2 separate regions of the Homo sapiens genome follow, and region 2 is linked to region 1. A link is an interaction called in ENCODE POLR2A ChIA-PET data of the cell type or tissue named here. Cell type or tissue: PC-9. All regions are shown on one strand. Links, peaks and the distances in the headings refer to the core of each region. The heading gives the core; the rest is flanking DNA.

Evidence for each region. ChIA-PET counts read pairs that join two places held together with the same protein. Peaks named below come from ENCODE experiments on the same cell type or tissue, not always from the same donor. Only the 100,000 strongest peaks of a DNase experiment are listed, where the experiment ranks them.
Region 2: POLR2A ChIA-PET joins it to region 1 with 9 read pairs; 1 of 35 experiments calls an interaction of 5 or more read pairs at or near these places.

What each region holds. Positions count from the first base shown.
Region 1 is chr2:169,092,390-169,098,629 of GRCh38, reverse strand. DHRS9 (dehydrogenase/reductase 9) reads right to left here. Exons shown (of 5, transcript NM_001376924.1): 5 at 2,463-3,086. The coding sequence ends at 2,863. Among named protein-coding and RNA genes, the nearest start is that of DHRS9, 26 kb to the right of the region's middle. In PC-9, for the core only: no CTCF peak of the experiment used is centred there; a DNase peak (open chromatin) is centred at 2,909; H3K4me3 peaks cover 273 bases; H3K27ac peaks cover 1,795 bases.
Region 2 is chr2:168,187,078-168,193,317 of GRCh38, reverse strand. The region is part of intron 1 of STK39 (serine/threonine kinase 39); the gene reads left to right. Among named protein-coding and RNA genes, the nearest start is that of STK39, 57 kb to the left of the region's middle. In PC-9, for the core only: no CTCF peak of the experiment used is centred there; DNase peaks (open chromatin) are centred at 2,387 and 3,317; H3K4me3 peaks cover 2,358 bases; H3K27ac peaks cover 3,969 bases.

The sequences.
Region 1 (6,240 bases), core at 545-5,544:
TTGAATATATTGTGGATGCCCAGATGAAGGACACACTTGGATTTTTGGATCAGGTCAGAGGGAGGGTTTGGGAGGTTCTCTTGGTCTCTCTAAACTAAGTGAGGAAGAATCCTTCAAGCTAGATGTGGTGGAGGACAACATCTCCGTTCATCTTGGCCGTGCATTCCTGGAGAAGGTCCTCTAAGGCTTCCTGAGTATTGGCCTTAGATTTGGATTATTTCCAAAAGGCTCTAGGAAGGAAGGCCTCACATCCATCATGTTCCTTATTATAGGCCAATACTTAGAAGAATGTCCATCGTAGTCAAAATATGTCTCTTCAAATATTTACAGATAAAAATTTGATAGGTATTTTCCCCAAAAGAACAGAGAATTAGAAGTGATTATGGTAAGACAGAGAGAAGTCTAGGAACCCATGCCCAAGATGCCTGATATAGTGACTGTCTGATATCCTCGTCCCCCCTTTCTCCCTACCACACATCTTGTGCCTCTGTAGAGACTTATGCCTCTATGCCCCCAACACCCCACCTTCTCATGTATTTTAAAAACCTTTAAAAATTGCTTAGGTGAATATATTTGGTATTATTTTGGAGTAATATCACACCTGGTGACATTTGTTTTAAGGAGAGAATTTTTTAGTTGGATGAAACAGGGAGTTACCAAATTGTAGCTACTGGAAGGAAAGAACAAAGAACTCAGGTCTAGGCAAAACAAAAGAAAGAACACAATCAGGTAGGCCCAAGAATATGACTGAAATGGTTAGAAGCTTGGCAAAGAAAGTTCCTTCAGAGTCTAAACATCTTGGTAGCCCTGGGAGGTCTGGAAAGTCAGGGAGCAGCTTGTCAAGAATTCTAAAGCAGTGAAATGAAGCCAAGATGTGAATTCAAGGTGAGGAGGGGCCCCAGCAGACAACATTGGTGAACTTTACCTCCAAGAACAGACTATGGGGTGGTTAACTGCAACAAGAAGAAACCAGAGATCTACAAGTGAGCTGTCTCTGGGGCTAGGTCCAAGATGGGGATGACCTCACAGGCAGGCAGGTTAGTTAACTTTGCCCGAGAATTCTTCCATCTCATTCTTGCTGTGATTTTTTTTTCATTTTGATGCAAAAATGATGAGTATATCCTTCTTCAAAATTATGAAATGTATATCTAAGTGGATTGACACCATTTGTAATTTGATTTTTCACTCACCAATATGTTGTAAACTTGAAAGGAGAAAATTACCTCATAAGCAGATATTTCTGGAAAGGTGATTAAAAATGAATAGAATTACTAATACCTTCAAACGGACATGGTTTCAAGCAGCAGATATTAAATATTTTTTCTTTTCTTTTCTTTTCTTTTTTTGAGACAAGGTCTTGCTCCGTCTTCCAGGCTGGAGTGCAGTGGCATGATCACAGCTCAATGCAGCCTCAACCTCCTGGCTCAAGTGATCCTCTGCCTCAGTCTCCCAAGTAGCTGGGACTACAGATGTACACTACCATGCCAAGCTAACTCTTTAGTTTTTGTAGAGACAAGATTTCACTATATTGCCCAAGCTGGTTTTGAACTCCTGGGCTCAAGCGATCCTTCTGCCTTGACCTGCTGGGATTACAGGCAGACTTTCTTTGCAATATGTTAAGCATGTGTGTATATGCCTCTGTGTGTGTGTGCACGTGCACACTTGCACATGTGCATTAGCTAATCTCTCTGGCTGTTTACACCATATTATTAAGCAAAACATGTTGCATTCTGCCACTGCAGGCTTCTTCTTGTAAATAGTCTACAAACCTTTGCGAGCAGTATTGGCTATTGGAATCGGGAAACGTCTGTTTAGGGAACTCTTTCTTTTGGATGGGGTGTGGGCCCAGGGTCTATTCAATTTAGAAACATGAATATAAGCAAGATGCAGATCTAATCCCACTGTAACTGTAGACTAAAGAGAGCCTTTTTATTTAGCTCTATATCTTCATGGGGCTTCAAAGACCCTTCAAATGCAAGATTTCCAGCCATCTCAGGTGTAAGTTGTGCCACATGGTCTGGGTCTTGTTACTTTTACAATCATCAGAATAAACCAACCAAATGTAACATTATTCTTCTTTTGGAATGATTAGTTACTATGTCATTACATCTTTCCACCAGAAAACTGTGTGCATCAATGTTCTTAGGGGCTTGAATAGGATGTTCACCTCCATAGCTCCCTCTAGGAAGGCTTGTCTGAGTGTTGGGGAGTCTCTCTTCATATATATATATTTAGGTATATATTCTTTTGTTGCAGTCCTCTTATTCCTTTTCCTATCTTTTTCTTTCCTTCTGTTTGCAGTTCTATCTAGTGTTTTACTGCTGCCTTTAGCTTATACCCGTGTCACACAATGCTTGATCACCCTCCCTTTTCCTGTCCTTTTCAAAGCTTATCAGAACTGAGCTTTGGTCCTTCAGAGTCATCCTCAGCAAGGTAACAGAACATGTCTATCCACTCATGAAAATGTTTGACTTATCTTTTAATATTTAGATAAGAGATGATACTTAACATTCACAAGTTACTGTAAATGCTGGGGACCATAAGCATGGGGCAGGCCACGGTAAAGATCATTTTGAATGGGCAAGTCTTTCAATTTCCCTTACATCACACCAAGCAGGCAAAGCCTAAATACAGGGCAGGACTTGCCTATGTGATGTACCATTCCAGCCCTCCTTTTCAAAGAAAACTTGAGCAGGGACCCTGGGATACCACCAGCGATGGTGGGACTCCCTTTTGCAATCCAAATAAGCACGATCTAAATGAGTCCAGGTTGGAGCAGATAAGGAATGGGGTTGAAAAGGAGATGTGTTCTTGAAATCGGCCAATTTCATAGCCTGGAGGAGACATTTGTGGTTAGCTGAGTCACACTGCCTTGGGATTAGCCAGCTCTGCTTTCTGTTTCAACAATAAAAAGTCTTGCAAAGCTGCTGGCATGTGAGACAGAGGTATCCAGAAAATTTTGGCATCTTTTCCAGCGGCATAATGAGTCTTAGGGAAGAGACTTGTTAGAGCGTGGTCCATGCACTCTACCACCGGAGAGAGGTCCATGTTCACATAGGATTTATTGCCTTTCAGTTTGTCTAGACCTAAAAAGAGACAAAAGTACATTTACTCTTTGGTAGAAGGGGAAAGCAGAGTGGAAGTCTAGGGTGCAAAGGGGAGGATGGATACAAGGGGATTTATTCTGAATTGTCCATTATAATTGAGGCTCATTTTGAGGATTTACTATCTATTCCTCAGAAAATGATATTGCAATGCTTTCTTTAGACCAGCAGCTCTCAAGATTGGGTTGGCAGCAGATTCTTCTAGAGAGCTCATTAAAACCCAGGTTTCTCGGTTCCACCTCCAGAGTTTCTGACTGAGGTATGAGGTGGGGCCCAAGAATGAGCATTTCTAACAAATTTCCAGATGATGCTGATGCTGCTGGTCCAGGGATCAAACTTTGATCCCTCAGTGCTTTAGAGCAATGAGGAAACGATACTTCATAAAGCCCATGAGGCCCCTAAGCCTAGAAAGTTGTATGTTTGATTTCTAATTTGTTTTAGGGGATTATGTGTCTAGAGAAAATGTGGGTTGCACATGTGCTTGTGCATGTATGTGCATGCATGTGTGGATGTAATTGTGCACTTGTATACTTGTATAGGCTTCTATAATCTGTAAATAAAGAGAGAATCATCCCCAAATGTACTGACTCAGGAAGCTAAAAGGATCCCAGTTCTCATGCAAATGAGATGTTTGAATAATGAGCGAAGATACCTTTAGAGAGGCAGGGATTTTACAAGGGATTAGTGGTGGATTACAACCCCAGTCTTTTCAATACATGGTATTGGGAAAACAGTATATCCACATGAAGAAGAATGAAACTGAATCTTACACCATATAAAAAAATCAACTTAAAATGGATTGAAGACTTAAACATAGACCTGAAATTATAAAACTGCCAAAAGAGGCCTGGCATGGTGGCTCACACCTGTAATTACAGCACTTTGGGAGGCTGAGGTGGGAAGATCACTTGATCCCAGGGAGTTCAAGACCATCCTGGGCACCATAGTGTGACCTCATCTCTATTAAAAAAAAAAAAAAACTACTAGAAGAAAACATAAAGGAAATACTTCTTGACATTGGTCTGGGCAATGATTTCTTTGGATATGACCCCAAAAACACAAAGCTAAACAACAGCAAAACTAGATAAGTGGGACTGTATCCAACTAAAAAGCTTCTGCACAGCAAAGGAAACAGTTGAAAGAGTGAAGAGAAAACATACAGAATGGGAAAAAATATTTGCAAACTTTATATCTTAGGCACAGTTAATATCCAAAATGTATAAGAAACTCAACAGCAAGAAAAGAAATAACCTGATTAAAAATGGGAAGAGAATCTGAACAGACTTTTCTCAAAAGAAGATACAAATGGCCAACAGGTATATGAAAAAAATGTTTGTCACCACTAATCATCAGGGAAATGCAAATTAAAACCAAAATGAGATATCACCTCACATTTGTTAGAATGGCTACTATCAAAAGACAAAAGATAACAAGTATTGACAAGGGCATGGAGAAAACCTCTTGTATACTGTTTGTGAGAATGTAAATTAGTACAGTCATTATGGAAAATGGCATAGAGATTTCCCCCCCAAATTCAAAGTAGAGCTATCATATGATTCTCACATACTTTTAAACCATACCTGAGCTGTGTCTTCTCAAGGGAAAGTCTATGATGTTAGATCTTTCTTTCAACTTCAAGTCCCACTGGCCACAAGTTGTTCAAAGAACCTAATAAGTCTTAGTGGCTATTTTAAACTCCTACTATCCCAGCTTGGGAAATTAAGAAAAGATGACCTTCAATTTGTGGTCTACTTTGGGACCGTGACTTTGGCTGATCTCCAAGTCCTGACTTGAAAACTCTAGTGAGAACAACCAGTGTAAAACTGAGCTCAATGCCTTTTGGTATTTCTGAGACAGAACACATGAACCAGGAACCAAGCCAAAAATAATTGGAGATGGAAGTCAGTGATATATTCAAAGGCATTTAAAAAGTATCGGTATCAATATCAAACAGAGAAAGCTCTTTTAAATGAGGGGTTTTGTTTCTGAAGTATTAAGTTCCATCTTAGATGGAACCTACATAGAACCTTCAGAGTCAGGAACTGAAAAGTAGAGTATTTGATGGCAGTGGCTCTAAACCTATAGTGGCATGTCAGCACTAAGATGTTTGTAAGACCAGACATTTCAGTTGATATATAGATAATGTGTGTACCTCTGTGTGTGTGCATGTGTGTGTGTGTGCGTGTGTGTGTGTTTAGGGTAATGGTGGTTGGAGGAGTCAGTCATTTTAAAAACCTCTCCAGGTGGGTCTGACTTGGCTTTCAGCTCTGCCTTGAAAACTCCTGACCATGAACCTTGCCACAGTTGACAGTCTTACCAAGTCCACTGATTAAGAGGCCTGAGCACAGTTTGGAGGGAAAGAACTACCCATAGTTAGGTGGAACCCTGCTCAACTCAAAGCAGGAGGTCAGTGAGTACTTGAGGAATATCAAGTAAACTTTAACCGACCCAAGAAGTTTGTGGCGGAGGGGAAAGCCTGATAACAGGAGTGTAACCAAAGTCCTTAATGCCTTGTTCACATTATAGTGCCATGGCCAAGCATAAATGGCACGGTCAGGCTGCCTGGGTCCAAATCTAGCTCTTCCACTTACTGGTGGTACAATTTTGGTAAGTTATTCTCTATGCCTCTATTTCTATAAAATGAAGACGATAATAAGAGTTTTTTGGGGGATTTTAAATGAGTGTCCCTGTAAAGCACTTAGAATGGTGACAAGTACATAGTAAATATTTACTATTTGTTAGTTGTCATTATGTCATCTTTATTATTATTCTCCCATCTCTGACTCAATCTCTTGACCAGGAAGGCTCCTGGTGTCTTCCATCTTCTCCTCCATGTGTTCCTGCTCCAGAAAGTTTCCACCCAAGTAATTATTTCCTGTCCTTTCCTCTTATTCAAACCTGACCTGCCCCATTAGGGCTTAACCAGCCATGCTCTTTTCCTGGTCTAAATTCCCTGGGGAATTAGAAACCACACCATCTAGCACCATTTCTGGGCTGTTAGATTACACCTAAGAAGTAAAGGATTAATTTTATTGTGTGCTACATTATTTCATTGTTTTACATTCTCGCTTGGTTACTTCTTGTTGTCAACTAGGTTGTAAACTAAAGGTCAGAGGCTGAACCTTTTCCATCTTTT
Region 2 (6,240 bases), core at 544-5,543, 910 kb after region 1:
TGTGTGAAGAGGGGGGGGAAGAAAGACTTCTACCATGCAGAGGGTGACCTGACTTCCTGTATTGCGGTTGTAACTTAGGGGAGGGCCTCAGGTTGTCAGAGGAGACAGGAAAAGCAGGAGTTGGGTTATAAGTGCAATCAGATCAGATGGAGAGGTGGCATTAAAGTGAATGGATTTTCTTTTCCTGTGTCTGTGAGTAGGAGAAATGTTTTAGTTACTTGCTGCATCATGGATGTGGTAGCCAGGGCTGTTTAATTACCTGAGAAGTGGGGCTAATTGTATCTTGAACAGTGAGTCACTTTCCTGGCATAATTTTCTCTGTGCCCAATCATTACCATATAAAAGTTGTCAGTGCTGGCCCTCAGGAGTGGGATTTGAAGAGGGGGAGTTAATAGGAAGCTGGCAGGAGCTGGGGCTGAGTGGGAGCAGAGCTGATCATAGGGAGGTGGGGATAAGTAGGCATTTTCTCAAAAGGTTGTAGTGGACCTGGTTCTAGTTTCTATCCAGGTGTCTGGGATAATCATGTGGATACTATTAACCCCAACAGTCAACATTCTTAAACACTTCAGTGCTAGACATGTACATTTATATTATTATGTTTACATGTATAGTCTCATTTAATATTTACAGCCCTCCTGTGAGGTAGATGCTATTGTCATTTGCTTTTTGTAGTTGAGCAATGTGCAGCACAAAGCACACAGGCAGCTTGCCCAAGGTCACATAGCTTGGGGCTGTGTGACCCCAGACCCTCCGTCATAACCATCACTCAATCCAGAGGAAGTAGATTGGGGTGGAATGGGGCGGGGTTTGGAAGTACAGAGCGAACATTTGGAAAGTGTTAGATATTAAAAAGGATCATTTTAGGAATTGTGTTGGAAAACAGAGTGAAATGAGAATTTTTTTTAAAAGCCTGGCTATTGTTAATGGAGCTTGGAAAAGCCCCAGCCTCGTTTTGGAGCTGGTGGAGGTCACACTCCCTTGGCTCCTTATTAAGTGATTTCCTCTAAGCTCCAGATAGACCTTCCTAGAATCTGCTTGTGGTGTTGGGTTGGTAGTCAGCAGACCTCCTTCCATGTTCCTTCTTTGCCTGCTGTTTCCCTGTTAAGCTGTGCTAATGGGGGCACCAGGGGAATTTTGGAAGGCTGTGGGAGGGAGAAGGGACACGCTTCATCCTGTTACTGTTCTTGTCAGCTTAGCTTCGGAAAGGGTCTTTCCCTCTGCCAGCAGTAATTGGTTTCCATTTCCAGTTTCCTTCTACCTCTTGGAACCAGCCTTCTGCCACCCCCTGAGATGCCATCCCAGTCCCATGTAGACCTTCAGAAAGGGCTCCTCTTCAGAGGTCAGGGTCCCAGCCCTGTAGGTTTCCTCCTAAATGTGTAGAGTCTAATAACCACCACCTCCTCCCTTTGATTCCTACAGTCCTACCCAAGGAGTGGTAGCTGCTTCCTACAGCTTCCTGAGTAACTCTGTGTTAACTCAGTCTTTTCCATTCTCTAGCACCTGTTGAATAAGATCTTCGTATTAAATAATATGTCGCATTACATAGTATTGCTTCCATTTTCCTAATAGCCCCTGACTGATTAATTTCCCCAAGCCCTAGAATCCTGGCAGAGGTGTGGCGAGAGAAGCTGATACGCAGGAGGGAACCATGGTTCTCAAATCTAAGGATATGGGTGAATTGCTGGAGAAGCTAATTAAAAATGCAGATCCCAGGCCTCCAGTTGCAATAATTGTGATTCAGTAGGTTGGATATAGGGTTAAGAATCTGCTTTTTAAACAGACATCTTAGGTGTGGCTGATGTGTAGTTATCCTCTTCCTGAGGCTTTGAAAAAATCTGCCCAAATCCAGGGCCTTCCCATGGGGTTATTTCTTGACTCTGGAGTTGTTGTACTGGGGCTTAGACACCAATTTTAATTTTTTTTTTAATAGGGCGTGGGCTGTGGATATGCTAATAACCTTTGATTGAAGACCACCAAGGTTGTATATTGCCCCTGGAGGCTGAAAATCCAACCCTTGTTTAGCCCACAAGCTCTGATGCAATTAGCTGGGAGAAAAGAGCTTTTCCCCCTAACTGGGTATTGTCCGCATGTCAGGCCCTGCACTCCGTTGTGTCCAGTCAGAGGGATTCCTTTTTCTTATTTATGCAAAGCCAACGTGCCTATAGCTGCAAAGAAGGGATGGAGTGGGACTGACCTGGAAGTAGGGACTGGCTCTTCTTTTTGCATATAGAGCCCTTCCCATTTACAGGTGGCTTGAGGTTGAAGCAGTAAGGAATCAGAAGCCACCACCACAGCATACATATTCAAACCAGGACACTTGTACCTTTTGGCCTTGCCAGTGGGTGTATCCGTTTATCTGTGTGAATAGCAATAGACATTTCTTTGTGGAATGTTTGGCTTCCATTTGGTTGATTTAATCAGTAAAACAAGTGGGTTTTGCTGGGAGGAGGTGGATTATCCCTTCCAAGCAGAACAGGAAGTTTTTCAATATTGCCAGATCGTTGGACTTTGAGTTTGCAAGGGGCAAGGACTTCAAAGTGACCGTTTACTGACTATAAAAGTCAGATTTTCTCAGTAGGAGTGTGTCCAGCCTACAGTCTAGTGCCTGATGCAGTGTTCCCTGACATGGATTTCGAGGGCTGTTGTGGGCTCTTGTCTGTCCTTCATGTTGTTGTTTAGTGTTTTATATCATCTCTCTATGCTCACATAGAATTATTGAAGTCCCTAGTTTATATTAGCCTGCCACATTTCGTGTGGCCCTACATGCTGAGCAGGGGCCAGTGGATTCAGTTTTTAAAAATTGAAATTCGGATGGAACATTGCTCTTCAGAATGAGCTCTCCTATGAGACCTGACTTTAGAATTGAACTGGATGTTCTGCAAATCAGAAATGCCTGAAGGCAGAGAGCTTCCCTAGGCTTGTACCTTGAAGTTAACTGCCACATCCCCCACAGCGACCTACTTAGAGATAACACATTGAATAAAAGTGCTCTTCCCCTTGCTTTAGGTTATATAGCCCACCAGTGCCTGCTCTCCTCTGTGTAGACCCAACTTGGAGCACACTTCATCTGCCTTGTCTGCGGGTGTCTTCCCCAGTGATGGGCTGATGTGCATTCCATTCACTTAGCCAACACTCTTGGAGGCCTCCTGTGTTCCAGGCAGTGGTCTAGGTGGAAGGGCTGATTCTAGGAATAATAAGGCCGGAGGAGACCGCTCCACAAGCATAGAAGTTCTAGGATGAAGTAGGTAGAGAGTCCCTGCCTGGGAATGGTGAGGAAGTGACTAATTCTCCTTGGAGTTGTTCAAGAAGGCAACATCTCAAGTGATTCATTCATAGCTCGGGCGGGCTAGGTTGTCCTCTCTTCTCCCTATACTCCCCATCAAAATGAAGTAATCTTTTTCTTAGAAGGTAAACAGCTTCACTGGCAGAAAGGTTATGTGTTTTACTCCAGGTTGCATGTTCGTCAGTATCAATATTAGGACTAAAATCCTACAATAGAGTTTTAGCTTTGAGGGGCTGAACCTCTGAGTAAGTGCTCTTGAGACTAATGTTAAATGTTTTTGTTTTTAAACCGGCAAGCAATCATATTCCCAGAGTGATTTTTAAAAAAATCTATTGTGTTTCATTAAGAAAACAAAAATGCCTAGAAGTAAATTCCAATATTAATCACGTTGAATTAGATGGAAATTAGAGTCTGTTCTTTTTTAGCTCCTTATCTCACACATGCAACTCATCTGGTGGCTGGCTTGAATTTACCTAGACTCCCTAATAATAATTTTCATTATCATTGAAAGTTATTACAATTTGTAAATTATTGAATTTCTTTATATTAGGTATCCCAATCCACATACTTTCTGCATGTTCAGTAAGTGTACTCACTGTAGGGTTTTTTGGTTTTTTTTTTTTAGTTGTTGCTTGAGATGTAGCTTGTGGTCCAAGGTGAGTTTATTTACATTTGTTCTGGTTTGATTCCTCTATCTCTTTTAAAATCAGAACCGAGGACTACTTTTTATTTTTCTGTGGTATTATCAGATGGTTCTTGATGAGTTATATACAAGGGCTGCTTGTCTTCAGTGAGGTCTGAGACCTCTAAATGTTTTAACAGGCTTTCTCAGGTAAGATAGTTTATCCAGGTCAGTGGTGAAACATAAGTACATTTCACTGAGTGGCCATTAATCCACCTCATCCTACTGTTTGCTTTTTATGTTTTATTTTATTTTATTTTTTTGGTAAGCTCTAAATCTTTTCCAGCAACCCTGGAAGGAGGCTCTACTAACTTGTTCTTTTGACGGAGGCAGAAGGACAAAACTCAGTCAGCTTGGTGGTGACACAAGCCAGGTCACTTAGGAGGGTCACCAGTTTGTAGCTGCCTTGAGAAACATGGTCTTGCTGCACTGGGCTCAGTGGAGGCGAGCGGTTTGTGCACTGTTATCCAGACAGGCCAGCAGGAGCGTCTGTTTTATAAATTAATGCGTAGGGCAAGTTGTGTGTGTCTCACCGTTACTGTTCTTTGTCTTTGACTTGAGATTGCACTGTGCACATGTTCCTGCCACATAGAATGCACCAGATGACAGAAGAGTCGCTGTGATAAGGTTTTCTTTCTGTGTGAAATAGTAAGACGAGGAGGATGGTGACATGTAGCAGATCAGTTTGGGTCAATGTGCCGAGTACATGCTCATACTATGTTGAACCATATGACATGAACATTTTTGATGTAGAAAAATGGCAATTTCACACTTGCAATCTAATAACTTAAAATTGGGACCATCAAGTAAGGAAGGGTGTACCTTTGAAGGCGAATAGCAGTAACACACTCAGGCAAAATAACAGTCTGTGGTGAACTTTTATTAGACTCACAATGCTTTTATAATTAAAAAATTAATCGTCAACCTTATTGTATTAGGAGATGTCACACAGAATTCTGGATTTTCAGCCTTTCTGCAAAATTCTGACTGTCTTGCTATGCCAGGTCAGCGATCTCAGATGGTGACAGTTGGCTGAAGCAGAGTGGCACTTGTACTCCTGTAGAGCTCACATGTGTGTCCATTCATCCAAGTCCTCTCCTGGCCAGCTTCTGGTCCTCATGTGACTGACTGGCCTGTGGGCTTTGAGGTTGGACACATGATATAAATAGAGCTCAAAGAGTAAGCTGGGGAAAGGCAGGATTAGAATAAATCAGCTGAACCAAAGCCATTTGTTTTGTTTACTATCCATCACCAGCTAGCACCTCTAAAAAGAAAGCCTGAGCCCACTCTTGACTCTGTTCACTGGCAAAGGACAGCTGAGCATACTTAAGGAGTTCTTGCACGTGCTAAGAGATGGTCAAACTCTTATTAAAGTTCCAACTTTGTGCTTCTCATTTAAATATAATATGGTGATTAGAACTTCCTTCCAGGGGCCATAACTAATGTTACAGGCTAATGTGATGCCTTGAAAAAAATCTTGCCATTTATGGGAAGGGGTTACTGGACAATTGACGTCTTAACTTTAACGTAAAGTTCTTATGGACTAATTTTTTTAAAAAAAGTACTAGATGTTTATTGCTACATTGTTCATATGGGGATGAAAACTAGAAATAAAGGGGATACTCATCAACAGAAGGAGGGCTGAATAAATTATGGTACATTAATACTATGAAATATTACGTGGTATTAAAATGACAGATTGACAGGACACCAGTTGACCTGGGGGGATTTCCCTAAGGAGCAACGCTAGCTAAGATTTAATTAGTGCTTACTATGTGCTAGGCACAGTTTCAAAGACTTTTTTTGTGTTAACTCATTTAATCCTCACAACCACTCTATGAGTGAAGTAGCATTATTGCCGTCTTACCAATGAGGAAACTGAGGCATGAAGAAGTTAGGCAAGTCATCCAAGCATAAGCAGTTAGTATGTGGCAGGTCTGGGATATGAACCCATGCAATCTGGATTGACATAGATATTTTAAAATAACTTTTTTTTTTTTTTGAGATGGAGTCTCACTCTGTCACCCAGGCTGGAGTGCAGTGGCATGATCTCAGCTCACTGCAGCCTCTACCTTCCGGGTTCAAGTGATTCTCCCACCTCACCCTCCTGAGTAGCTGGGATTACAGGTATGCACCACCATGCCTGGCTAATTTTTGTATTTTTAGTAGAGACGGGGTTTCACCATGCTGGTCAGGCTGGTCTCAAATTCCTGACCTTGTGATCCACCTGCCTTGGCCTCCCAAAGTGCTGGGATTACAGGCGTGAGCCACCATG